2 separate regions of the Homo sapiens genome follow, and region 1 is linked to region 2. A link is a contact called in ENCODE Hi-C or POLR2A ChIA-PET data. All regions are on one chromosome and are shown on one strand. The core of a region is the stretch at or near the end of the contact, and the rest is flanking DNA. Distances in the headings are between cores, read along the strand shown. Region 1 holds the start of KNSTRN (kinetochore localized astrin (SPAG5) binding protein). Region 2 holds the start of OIP5 (Opa interacting protein 5).

Region 1 (6,646 bases), core at 3,471-5,970, 950 kb before region 2:
GTTTCTAAGTAACTGAAGTGTATCCCAGAACAAAACCCAAGAACATTAACAGAAATCCAAAATTAACGAGCACCCAAAAATGTAAAATTCACAATGGCTGGTTTTCCAATAAAAAATTACCAGTCATGCAAACTATAACCCATCATAAGGAGAAAAATCAGTTGAAACCACTACAGCTGACACCTATGTGAGAATTAGACAAGGACACTAAAAGAATTATTATAACTGTATTCCATATGTACTAAGTAGAGACTAGGAAGATATTTTTAAATACCCACTTTGAATTTTAGAGACGAAAACTAAAATGTCTGAGATGATGGGGTGGGTGGGGTAGGCAGAAAGAGGAGGATGGGAAGAAGTACCAAGGGGAAGGAGGAATGATTTGGGGATGACGGCTGTGTTTATTATCTTAATTGTGGTGATGGTTTCACAGGTATATGTAATTTCTAAACTTATCAAATTGTACACTTAAAATATGTGGTCTATGGAATGTTAATTATATCTCAATAAAGCTGTTAAAATTGTACTGAAACAAAACCATTGGGGGAAACTGGGTAAAGAGTCCAAAGGACCTCCCTATACTATCATTGTAACTTCCTGTCAATTATAACGATTCCAAAATAAAGAATTTAAAAGTGTTTTTAAAATTAAAAAAAAAAAGTCTGAGATGGAAAATCACTGAATGGAATTAACAACAGTTTAGACGTTGCAGAAAAAACAGTAGTGCACTTGAAGACATAACAATAGAAATTATCCAAAAAACACCAAGAGAAAGAATTTTAGAAATGAATACAAAGGGCTAGGCGCAGTGGCTCATGCCTGTAATCCCAACACTTTGGGAGGCTGAGGCGGGCGGATCACCTGAGGTCAGGAGTTCGAGACCACCCTGGCCAACATGGTGAAACCCTGTCTCTGCTAAAAATACAAAAATTAGCCTGGTGTGGTGGTGCATGCCTGTAATCCCAGCTACTCAGGAGGCTGAGGCAGGAGAATCGCTTGAGTACGGGAGACAGAGGTTGCAATGAGCCGAGATGGCACCACTGCACTCCAGCCTGGGCAAAAGAATGAGACTCCATCTCAAAAAAAAAAAAAAAAAGAAAAAAGAAAAGAATACAAAGTATACACAATGTGACCAGGTGGGTGGCTCATGCCTGTAATCTCAGCACTTTGGGAGGCCAAGGTGGGAGAATCAGTTGAGGCCAGGAGCTCCCGACCAGCCTGGGCAACATAGCAAGACTTCATCTCCACAAAAAAATTTTAAAATTAGCCAGGCATGGTGGCACGTGCCTATAGCCCCAACTACTTGGGACGCTGAGGCAGGAAGATCGCTTGAGCCCAAGAGTTGAAGGCTGCAGTGAGCTATGATCGCACAACTGCACTCCAGCCTGGGAAACCAAGCGAGACCGTATCTCAAAAAAAAAGAAAAAAAGTATACACAATATACAACAGGCAGAAAGTATGTCCTTTACAATGATTTAAAGTTATGAAAAAAATTTAAGCCAGGTGAGATAGTGCATGCCTACAGTCTTGGCTACTTAGGAGGCTGAAGTGAGAGGATGGCTTGAGTCCAGAAGTTCAAGGCTACAGTACGCTATCTATGATCACACCTGTGAATAGCCACTGCACTCTAGCCTGGGTGACATAGCAAGATCCTGCCTCTAAAAAAATAAAAATAAAAGTAAACTTAAATTTTAGGTATCAAGTGAAAACAGGCAAGAGGGTTTTTTTATTTTTTTATTTTGTGGGGGCGCATGAATAAAGGAATTTAAAGATGCTACTCTGGATCCCATCTTCCTTCTTCCTTGCTCCTGAGTATCCTTTCCCTCTGTTCTGCTGGCTCGTTCCTATCAGCACACATATCCACAGCTTTAAGGAAAGCTTCCTTTGACCCCCATAACCCATCTCCAGTTACTGCCCAGTTGCTCTGCTCTTTTTGCAACAGACGCCTGGAGTTCTGCCATCTCTGCTTCCTCATCTCCCACGTACTCTTCAACCCATGCCCATGTGACTGCCACTCCAAACGCTCCACCAGCATTCCTCTTGCTAGACTCATCATGACTTCTCTGTTGCTAAATTCATTGGATGCTTTTCGTTCTCATTCTGCTTGCCCTTTCAACTATTTTCAATAGTTCACCACTCCCTCCTTCAGCAGCTTGCCACTTCCTCCTTGGATTTTGGAACACCACCCTTTTTTGTTTTCTTCTCACCTCTCTGGCACTTCTTTATCAGGTTTCTTGGCAAGCACCTTATTACCATTGCAACTTTTAAATGCAGGTGTCCCTGTCCTTGGCCCAAAGGCTCTCTGCACACTTCTTCTCTTGAGCTCATCAAATATCAAGGTTTTATTTTATTTTTTATTTTATTTTGTTTGAGACAGAGTCTCGCTCTGTCACCCAGGCTGGAGTACAGTGGCACCATCTCGGCTCACTGCAACCTCCACCTCTGAGGTTCAAGTCATTCTCCTGCCTTAGCCTCCCAAGTAGCTGGGATTACAGGCATGCACCACCATGCCTGGCTAGTTTTTTGTATTTTTAGTAGAGATGGAGTTTCACCATGTTGGCCAGGCTGGTTTCGAATTTCTGGCCTTAAGTGATCCCACCTCAGCCTCCCAAAGTGCTGGGATTACAGGTGTGAGCCACTGTGCCTGGCCATTTTTTTGTATTTTTAGCAGAGACGGGGTTTCATCATGTTGGCCAGGCTGGTCTCGAACTCCTAAATATCAAGATTTTAAGTACATTCATATGTCAACAACTCCCAAGGGTGTATCTCCAATCCAGGCTCTCTTCTGGGCTCAGGGCCTGTATTTCCAATTGCCTACTTGACCACTCCACCGGAATGCCTCAAAGATATGTCGAGGTTTTCCACGTTCAAAACCCAACTCTCAATCTCCCCCAGCAGAAAATAGTGACTCTATCCACACAATTATTCAAGCCCAATTATTCGAAAAGAAAAAGGACTGGGCGTGGTGGCTCACGCCTGTAATCCCAGTACTTTGGGAGGCCGAAGCGAGCAGATCACCTGAGGTCAGGAGTTTGAGACCAGTCTGGCCAACATGGTGAAACCCCGTCTCTACTAAAAATATAAAAAATTAGCCAAGCGTGGTGGTGGCACTGTAGACCCAGCTACTCGGGAGACTGAGGCAGGAGAATCGCTTTAACTCAGGAGGCGGAGGTTGCAGTGAGCCGAGATCGTGCCACTGCACTCCAGCCTGGGCAACAGAGTGAGACTCCGTCTCCAAAAAAAAAAAGAAAGAAAAGAATATATATATAAAGTATATATAAATTGAGCCAGGTACAGTGGCTCATGCCTGTAATTCCAACACTTTGGGAGGCTGAAGTGGGAGGATCATTTGAGGCCAGGGGTTTAAGACCAGCCTGGGCATCATAGCAGGACCCCATCTCTACAAAAATTAGCTGGGTCTGGTGGCAGGCACCTTTAGTCTTAGCTACTCAGGAGGCCGAGGTGGGAGGATCTCCTGAGCCCAGGAGTTCAAGGTTGCAGTGAACTATGATTGCACTCCAGCCTGGGCAACAGAGTGAGACCCTGTCTCAAAAAATAATAATAAAATAAAATAAAATATAAATTGGATGACACTCTCCTGCTATAATACTTCAGTGGCTTTCCATTACTTTTAGATAAAATCTAATCTCTATACCTTGGCCTGTAAAATCTGTCTTTTGACTGCTTATTTCTCCAGCTTTATCTGTACCACTCTCTTCCTATCTTTCTGTGCCTATAGAAGAACCCATTTCTGCCTTGGGACTTTGCATTTTCCCCTTTCCCCAATGAAATTAACTCCCTCTCCTTCCTTAATCAAACATCATCTCAGAGAGGTCTTCCCTGAGCCCCCAATATAATCTAAGTTTCCCTGCTTTTCTATCTTATACGATTTTGTACTTTTTCTTCATAGTGTGTGTGTTTTGGTTTGATTTTTGAGATCACGCTCTGTCACCCAGGGTGAAGTGCAGTGGCGCGATCTCCGCTCACTGCAACCTCTGCCCCGCCCAGGGTCACATAATTCCCCCACCTCAGCCTCCAGGGTAGCTGGGACTACAGGAGCATGCCACGACACCTGGCTAATTTCTGTATTTTTTGTAGAGACGGGGTTGCACCATGTCGCCCAGGGTGGTCTCAAACTCCTGGACTCAAGCAATTCACCCGCCTCCACCTCCCAAAGTGCTATAATTACAGCTGTGAGCCACTGTGCCCAGCCTTCTTCACAATTTCACCACAATCCGTAAATATATATTTATTTATGTGATTATTTGTTCACTGTCTGTTTTCTAAGTTGTAAACTCCAGGAGGGCAGAGCCAAGGTCAATCTTGATATTTGCCCTCCCTCACTCCCTTCCACCCACTGAGAACACTGTTGGGTAATCAGCAGGTACTCAATAAATGCCAGATGAAATGAATGAGCTAGTGCATTTAGTAATGGAAGCTACCCTGTTTATTGGGAGTAGCTTTGAATCACTACTGAAAATCTGGATAAGTGCTATTAAAATTAGGACCTCAGGTAGGTGCCTCAGGTATCTCAGCCCATAGGTCCTTTTCTTCAAGCCTCACCTGCCACTCTCCACCTGTAACGTGTAGTTTTCATCCAAATAACCTGTGCTCCTGGCAATATCCCTAACAATCCCAAACTAAATAAAGAGGATTGTGACATGGACCCTAAATGTCGCCACGTTTGCGTCTCCATCCCGGAATATGACGCTGGTAGCTCATTAGCTCCATTCAAGCCTACAAATTGCATCACCCTCCTCCTCTGCCCAGACCTGGGGGCTCCAACACCTTTCGCTAGGTCTGGCTCTGGCCTCTGAGCGAACCTTCCGTACAGTATGGCGGCTCCCGAAGCCCCGCCCCTGGACAGAGTTTTCCGTACAACATGGCTGTCTACAGAGTGCGATTCCCACCCACTTCCGCCTAGCTACCGGAAGTTTCTATTTGAAACCCAGGCGGCCGACTTAGCCGGTGGCACGACAGTTGCTGCAGGGAATCTTTTAAACGAGAGCGAGAAGGACTGCGGGCAGGACCGGCGGGCTCCTGGGTTCGGCTCTCCCGGGGCGAGGGACTGGGCTGGATGGGAGGAAGGACGGAATGAGCTGGGAAAGGAGGATTTTCTCTTTTCCAACCCCGAGCCGGGGCCTGTCGGGTCGCGCTATCCCCGGGCCCTCCACTCTCTCGGGCCCAGTGGCCCAGCGCTGGGTAACATTCATCCTGTACCTTCCAGGGTTCAGCCGTGCCGCCTCGTTACGATGACCAGTGTGGTTAAGACAGTGTATAGCCTGCAGCCCCCCTCTGCGCTGAGCGGCGGCCAGCCGGCAGGTGAGGGTCCAAGCCACGCCCGGGGCACTGCGGCCTGGCCGGGGATGGTCTCGGGAGTGTGGAGATCGAATGGGTGGCGCGGGCACGGGGAAGGGCGTCCCGTCGGCCCTGAAAACCTGTGAGCCCCCTATAACCAGGCTATGTAGGTTTATGATGGGAGTTAAGGGAAGGACCATGTGGTAGGATTTTAGACGTGCTCTGCACTTTTCTGCCCGCATGTGTACTGTATTCATCAGTTAGATTCAAGTTGTTGGTTATTGTACAATGTTATTCCCATTAAGCTAGGAATCCCCTTCTAATCGGTTATCGTCTTATTTCCAGACTTGGGCTATCTTGAGGGATTGGGTTTGTTTTCAGGGAGGAAAGAGGAGAATCATTTGAGAAGTGGGATACTTAGGGTTCTTTGTTCACCTTTATATCTGCACCGTGTTTCTCATTACCACATTCTCAATACACGTTTGTTGAGTGAAGTGGGAGAGAGGGGTTAGACCTAGGCACAGTATTTGAGAAACTTGGGCGAAGAGAGAGACATGATTAAAAATAGTTTTTAATTGCTTTGCCATCTGCTTTGTGTTGCTTTGCTTGTGGTTGAAAGTCATCTCATGGGGTCTGCAGTCGGGGAACTGCCTAATCTAGAGATTATAGTACAGAGTAAGCTTCAGACATCAGAAAACTGTTGTGGGAGATTATGGAGTAGCTATTTATGATCCCTTCCCAGATGATTCCACTCAGCTGGTACATAAACCTTGGCAAGATGGAGCGCTGAAGTGGCCAGGCACGGTGGCTCACGCCTGTAATCCCAGCACTTTGGGAGGGCGAGGTGGGCAGATCACGAGGTCAGGAGATGGAGACCATCCTGGCTAACACGGTGAAGCACCGTCTCTACTAAAAAATACAAAAACTTAGCCGGGCGTGGTGGCGGGCGCCTGTAGTCCCAGCTACTTGGGAGGCTGAGGCAGGAGAATGGCGTGAACCCGGGAGGCGGAGCTTGCAGTGAGCCGATATTGCGCCACTGCACTCCAGCCTGGGCGACAGAGCGAGACTCCGTCTCAAAAAAAAAAAGATTGAGCTCTGAAGTAAATAGGCTTTTCTCCAAAGGCTTAATGGGTTGTTTGTTGTCTTGTGTTGCCGCAGAACACCTGAATGGTAATCCTGGCACCAGCGGGGACTAGGAGTTGCTGGAAGAACTGGAGCCAGGTCTCTCAGCTGCTGTGTCTTTCCCTTAGATGCGGTGCCCCTGAGTCAGTGGGCAGTGACTAGCTCTCTCAGCCAAGTTGGAAGTGTTCATCTCTTTGATTTCTATCTCTGTCCCAGCTTTATGATC
Region 2 (6,889 bases), core at 3,866-6,365:
CAGAATTGGGATATATCTTTAAAAAGAAAAGAGGCTGGGCGCAGTGGCTCACGCCTGTAATCCCAACACTTTGGGAGGCTGAGGTGGGAGGATCACGAAGTCAGGAGATTAAGACCATCCTGGCCAACATGGTGAAACCCCGTCTCTACTAAAATACATAAAATTAGCCAGATGTGGTGGCATGCACCTGTAGTCCCAGTTACTCGGGAGGCTGAGGCAGGGGAATCACTTGAACCCGGGAGGCGGAGTTTGCAGTGAGCCAAGATCCTGCCACTGCACTTCAGCCTGGGCTACAGAGCAAGACTCCATCTCAAAAAAATAAAAAATAAAATAAAATAATTGAAAAGAAAGGCTGAGTGCAGTGGCTCATGCTTGTAATGCCAGCACTTTGGGAAGCAAAGGTGGGCAGATCACTTGAGTTCAGGAGTTCAAAACCAGCCTGGGCAACATGTTGAAACCCTATCTCTACAACAAATTAGCTGGGCATGGTGGTGCATGCCTTATAGTCCTAGCTACTTGGGAGGCTGAGGTGAAAGGATGGCTTGAGCCTGGGAGGCGGAGGTTGTTCTCCATCCTGGGTAAAAGAGCCAGACTCCATCTCAAAAAATAAATAAATAGAAAAAAGTTTCTTATAAAGATCCTTACCAAAATATTTATGGATGGAATGATGTAATTTCAGGTATCTGCTTCAAAACATTGTGGAGGATAGATATTTTGTTTTGTTTTAGAGATGAAGTCTCGCTATGTTGCTCATGATGGTCTTGAACTCCTGGGTTCAAGTGATCCTCCCACCTTGGCCTCCAAAAGTGTTGGGATTACAGGCGTGAGCCAGCATGATAAGCCAACTATGATTTTAGATGAAACAAGATTGGCCAAGAGTTGATAAGTGCTCTAGTTTAGTGACAGGTAGACAGAGGTTCATTATATTCTTCTCTCGGGTTTGAATTTGCCATAACAATTAGAAAAAAATGTACTTCACTTATAATACAAACAAAATTCCATTTAAATATGCTGTTGAGCACAACAAAAGCTCAGGGTAAAAAAGCTATTTCTAAGTGTCAACATACTATAATAATCCTTTTTAAAATTAGTTACAATAAATCCTCTACCAGTAAGAGAACAATAAAATGTAGACGGAAGTAACCTTGTATCTGTCTACTTTATGACTTTGAATCTAAGAGGTTCATGCCAATTGTAGAATGTTTAAATAAATGTCGGAGGGAGTATATTTTAGGAGTATTCAAATATGACAGATTGAGAGGGATCAATTTATTTCACATGCCTCATTAAGAGTAAAGTTAAGGCCTGGTGCGGTGGCTCACACCTGTAATCCCAGCACTTTGGGAGGCTGAGGCAGGTGGATCACAAGGTCAGAAGTTCGAGACCAGCATGGCCAACATGGTGAAACCCCGTCTCTACTAAAAATATAAAAATACAAAAATTAGCCAGGCATAGTGGCGTGCGCCTGGAATCCCAGCTACTCGGGAGGCTGAGGTAGGAGAATAGCTTGAACCCGGGAGGCGGAGGTTGCAGCGAGCCAAGATCCCGCCACTGTGCTCCAGCCTGGGTCAGAGCAAGACTCCATCTCAAAAAAAAAAAAAAAAAAAAAAAAAAAAGAATAAAAAGAACCCGAGTCTGCTGTCTCTAAAATTTATGCTCTTTTAGCTGCATCATTAATCATCCTCTTAATTCATTCTCTGACCCCATCTAGGTAATGAACCTACACTTAGAAAAAAATCAAGTTGTCTTGAGCTGTGCCATTTCATAACCCTCTTCGTAAGTCCCATATAGCTCATCTTACTCCACAAATACAGAAACACATGGGGCTTTCCCTCTAGTTTTTTTTTTTTTTTTTTTTCAGACGGAGTCTCGATCTGTCGTCCAGGCTGGAGTGTAGTGGTGCGATCTTGGCTCACTGCAACCTCTGCTTCCCAGGTTCAAGCCATTCTCCTGCCTCAGCCTCCCAAGTAGCTGGGACTATAGGCGCTTGCCACCTCGCCCCCCTAATTTTTGTACTTTTAGTAGAGACGTGGTTTCACCATACTGGCCAGGCTGGTCCCGAACTCCCGACCTTGTGATCTGCCTGCCTTGGCCTCCCAAAGTGCTGGGATTATAGGTGTAAGCCACTGCACCTGGCCTTCCTCCAGTTTTTTACAAAGCATCTAAACAAGCATTGTCTAATAGGAATATAATGTGAGTCACATATGTAATTTTAAATTTTCTATTCATTTTGCTTTTTTTTTTGAGGAAGAGTCTCGCTCTGTTGCCCAGGCTGGAGTACAGTGGGATGATCTTGGCTCACTGCAACCCCCGCCTACCAGATTCAAGCAATTCTCTGCCTCAGTCTCCCAAGTAGCTGGGATTACAGGCGCCCGCCACCACGCCCAGCTAATTTTTGTATTTCTAGTAGAAACAGTTTCACTATCTTGGCTAGGCTGGTCTTGAACTCCTGACCTCGTGATCCATCCGCCTTGGCCTCCCAAAGTGCTGGGATTACATGCATCAGCCACGGCGCCTGGCCTAATTTTGCTTTAAAAAATAAAATAAAAACAGGTGAAATTAGTTTTTAAATATTTTATTTAACCCAATATATCAAAAATGTCATTTCACCATGTAATCAATTTTTTTTTTTAAGACAGAGTTTCGCTCTCGTTGCCCAGGCTGGAGTGCAATGGCGTGAACTCGGCTCACCACAACCTCCACCTCCCGGGTTCAAGCGATTCTCCCTCCTCAGCCTCCTGGGATTACAGCCTAGCTGGGATTACAGGCATGTGCCACCATGCCCGGCTAATTTTGTATTTTTAGTAGAGACAGGGTTTCTCCATTTTGGTCAGGCTGGTCTCGAACTCCCGACCTCTGGTGATCTGCCTGTCATGGCCTCCCAAAAGTGCTGGGATTATAGGCGTAAGCCACCGCTCCCAGCCGTAATCAGTATTTTTTTTTTTTTTTTTTTGATACGGAGTCTGTCGCCCAGGCTGGAATGCAGTGGCGCAATCTCGGTCACTGCAAGCTCCGCCTCCCGGGTTCACGCCATTCTCCTGCCTCAGTCTCCTGAGTAGCTGGGACTACAGGCGCCCGCCACTATGCCTGGCTAATTTTTTGTATTTTTAGTAGAGACACGGTTTCACCGTGTTAGTCAGGATGGTCTCGATTTCCTGACCTTGTGATCCGCCCGCCTCGGCCTCCCAAAGTGCTGTGATTACAGGTGTGAGCCACCACGCCCGGCCCGTAATCAGTATTTGTAAATGATTAATTTTTCTGTACTAAGTCTTTGAAATCCAGTGTGTATTCTGTGTTCACAGCATATCTCAATGCAGATTTAATAATATATAATAGCTACATATGACTAGTGATTACAGTATAGGACAGCACGGGTCTAGATTCATTAGCCTCCTCTCCAAGAGCACATTCAGGAACCTTCTGCCTCTGGCCCCAGAATACACCCAATTCCAAGCAGGCAATTGCTCCTTCTTGCTTTGTCCCCTTTGGGTGGGAAGGGGACTCCTATAGCGATAGGGAGTGTCTTTTATTCAGGAAAAAGAAAGGGAGCTGTGGGTCTAACTCCGTTTTTGAAGTTTGTCCAAGCTGCAGAAATCTTCCTGGTTACTGGACAAAGCAACTAAGAATTCCTATATTTTAACCGTAACGTTGAATCAAACTGGTCAGAATGAAATGAATTGTCTCAATGTTAAAGCCAAAACTCAAAATTGAGGAGCCTTGCAATACCAAATTCACTGACTACTTTATTGTCACTTGTAAATCATAGTACAGGCAGGTCGCAAAGTTTACCAGGCAGTATTCAAGTACATAACATTCTAGTTGTGTTTTTCTCCAGTTTCTGGGGTTACTGAAGAATTAGCCCTGGCATAGCTTATTACAAACTAACCATAATCGCAAACTTAAAAGTTCTAATATCAAGCGTGGGCAACATACTAAGGCCTCTACAAAAAATTTAAAAATTAGCCGGGAGTGGTGCTGTGTGCCTGTAGTCCCAGCTACTCCGGAGGGTGAGGTTGGGAGGATAGCTTGAGCCAGGAAGGTAGGGGCTGTAGTGAGCTATGAGCGCACCAGTGCACTCCAGCCTGGGCGAGAGCAAGACCCTGTATCAAAAAGTTCTAATATCTAAAAGGATTGTAGTTTATAGTATGTTATTCTCACTGTAAACCAAAAGGTTATTTTTTTCTTTTGTCCACTACTAGATACATCTTTCTTAGCCTCACTTCACTTGTACAAGCCACCTGGGAGAAGTGGCCCTCAGGAAGATCCTAAAACCAATACACAAATACAACTTTTTCATTTCATTAATACATCAAGTTCATATAAGAGTCAAACAGGTAAAAGCAGCATCCCAAACTGTTTTCTCCTCGTACATGTCAGTTCCACGATCCTCAGTCTCATAAAGTCAGGGACTAGAGACCAATGTAATTATCAATACGTACCTGCCTTTGAGTGAACCTTCAATGCCAACTAGGAAGGGCGCTTCCAAAACGACGTTATTTGTAACTCCTAGGAAGACAAACACGGGTCAGAACCCATACTCTGCGGGCCTTGAAATGGAAAATCTCTCCTCTAGACAGACTCATCCTGGCCGTAAATATCAGGAGACTCCCCGATTCCCTGCCCCATCCCCAGGCCAAGGAGTTATTTGCTTCCAACTTTTCATCCCGTTTTCTTCCCCAGGTGGTTCTCCGCCACCCGGTGGAGAAAGCGGGAACACCCTCTCGGGCTAGCCTCTGCCTTTCCCGAACGCTTCACTGCACTCACTGGAGAAGACCACGGCCCCGAGGGACCGCGACAGGTCCCAGGCGAGGTGCACCGAGTCGGCGAGCACTGCGTGACACTGTGCGCACTGGAACACAGCGCACCTCTCAGGCTGCAGCCAAGACGGCAGCTGCGGGCCGGCGGCTGGCTCCTCAGCCCCCAGCCCTGCGGGGCCGAGCGGCGAGGACCCCTTCACCACCTGCGTATCCCACTCCATGGAGGTCGTAAAAGAAGCTTGGTCAATCGCCCTCTCAGTGCCACCACAAAAGTCCCCCCGGGGCGGCGTTGCACAACGTGAGCGATGCCGCAGCGGCTGAGCCGCCATCTTCCCGCAGCCGGCGCCTTCCTTTCGAATACACGCCAGGCCCCGCCCCAAGCACAGCTCCTGCGTCCTCATTGGACATCATGGGCAATCCAAGCACTGGAGTCCGAGTCCGCGCACTCGTTACCTGAACAGGCGTTACAGGCCCTTTGGCGCCTGCGTATTCGTGAAGTGTGAAAAAAGCGCGCCTCTGTTGGGACGGGAAATCAGCCTTTCTATTGGTCAGGGTTAGAAACCCCGCCTTTGAGGCATTTTCAACCAATGGAAGCGCGGCATTCTTCATTTAAACTGTCTATAAATTTCTGCCTAGTCAAAGTTAAGAGTGGCGCCAGGGATTTGAACCGCGCTGACGAAGTTTGGTGATCCATCTTCCGAGTATCGCCGGGATTTCGAATCGCGATGATCATCCCCTCTCTAGAGGAGCTGGACTCCCTCAAGTACAGTGACCTGCAGAACTTAGCCAAGAGTCTGGGTCTCCGGGCCAACCTGAGGGTACGGCGCTGGCGGTGCGGGTCCCTGGGCGGGCGCGGCGGGAATAGCGGCCTCGGGGAGATGCGGTGCGAAGGGACCGAGAGGGAAGCCCGGGACTGAGGCAGCTCTCCCTGCCCCTCGGGCAGTAGATGTGGTTCACGGTAGTCCCAGTTAGAACTCTGATAAACGGAAGAGGAACTGTAGTTTTCACCTCATTTTGAAGCTGGCTTGTCTGGGTGCTCACATGATAAGCTCTATTCCGAGGGATGGTTTATTGTTTTTTGTTTTGTTTTGTTTTGAAATTACTGTATACCTCTCAGGGCGTCGATTACGAAACTCAGGCCCAGAAAGCACAAGGGGTGTCGTTAATCGTTAGACAATTAAGTAAATAATTGGCTCAGCTTCTGGAAAACCCCAAACAGACTCCAGTGATTTGTAATATTGCCGATAATCTCTTGATACTTTATTGATGGACCTGTCAGAAAAAAAAAATCGACTTTTAGGGGAGCACCTCCTTGGGTAAATTTTTATTGATGACTGTTGGGTTGATGGTCTCTATCAAAACCAGTAAGGTCTTTGACTCCGAGGCTACAAGATGTTTGGAGAGTTGGCCCGGCGCTGTGGCTCACGCCTGTAATCCCAGCACTTTGGGAGGTCGAGGCAGGCGGATCACCTGAGGTCAGGAGTTCGAGACCAGCCTGGCCCTTAAAAAATTAGCCGGGCGTGGTGGCACACGCCTGTGATCCAAGCTTTTTGCCTGTGATCCCAGCTACTTGGGAGGCTGAGGCAGAAGAATCGCTTGAACCTGGGAAGCCGAGGTGGCAGTGAGCCAAGATCGCACCACTGCACTCCAACTTCGGTGACAGAGAGAGACTCAGTCTCAAACAAAACAAAAACAAACAAAAAACCCAAGATGTTAGAAGAAGATTTGGGGATTTAATGTAGGATAGCGGTTTTATATATTTTGTTAATAGTTGAGACTTCCCACATAATACTGCTATATACTCTGGAGGTTTCTCCTGCAGGCTGTGATACTGACAGTGAGTAAATGCTTAAATCAATCGTCACAATTTTTTTTTTATTTGTTTGTTTGTTTGTTTTTTCTTTGAGACGGAGTCTTGCTCTGTCGCCCAGGCTGGAGTGCAGTGGCGCCATCTCGGCTCACCGCAACCTCCGCCTCCTGGGTTCAAGCGATTCTCCTGCCTCAGCCTCCTGAGTAGCTGGGATTACAGGCGCGTGTCACCACGCCTGGCTAATTTTTGTATTTTTAGTAGAGATGGGGTTTCACCATGTTGGTCAGGCTGGTCTCGAACTCCTGACTTCCTGATCCGCCCG

Evidence for each region. Hi-C counts contacts between places; a loop is a spot of excess contacts on that map. ChIA-PET counts read pairs that join two places held with the same protein, here RNA polymerase II (POLR2A). Pooled maps may share reads with other maps.
Region 1: a loop to region 2 is called in a pooled map, with 7 times the contacts of the local background. The contact joins the promoter of KNSTRN here to the promoter of OIP5 in region 2. A Hi-C loop is called at or near these places in 4 of 50 pooled maps. POLR2A ChIA-PET finds 5 or more read pairs at or near these places in 2 of 52 experiments (activated CD4-positive, alpha-beta T cell and activated T-cell).

Annotation. Positions count from the first base shown.
Region 1 is chr15:40,378,001-40,384,646 of GRCh38, forward strand. KNSTRN (kinetochore localized astrin (SPAG5) binding protein) reads left to right here and starts at 4,721. Exons shown (of 9, transcript NM_033286.4): 1 at 4,721-5,044; 2 at 5,228-5,322. The coding sequence starts at 4,836. It overlaps DISP2 (dispatched RND transporter family member 2), which reads left to right. Exons shown (of 8, transcript NM_033510.3): 8 at 1-621. RefSeq lists enhancers at 3,599-4,099, 4,725-4,794, 4,754-5,277, 5,043-5,212, 5,278-5,799.
Region 2 is chr15:41,327,476-41,334,364 of GRCh38, forward strand. OIP5 (Opa interacting protein 5) reads right to left here and starts at 5,116. Exons shown (of 5, transcript NM_007280.2): 1 at 4,765-5,116; 2 at 4,440-4,506. The coding sequence starts at 5,086. It overlaps NUSAP1 (nucleolar and spindle associated protein 1), which reads left to right and starts at 5,406. Exons shown (of 11, transcript NM_016359.5): 1 at 5,406-5,575. The coding sequence starts at 5,483. RefSeq lists an enhancer at 4,870-5,129.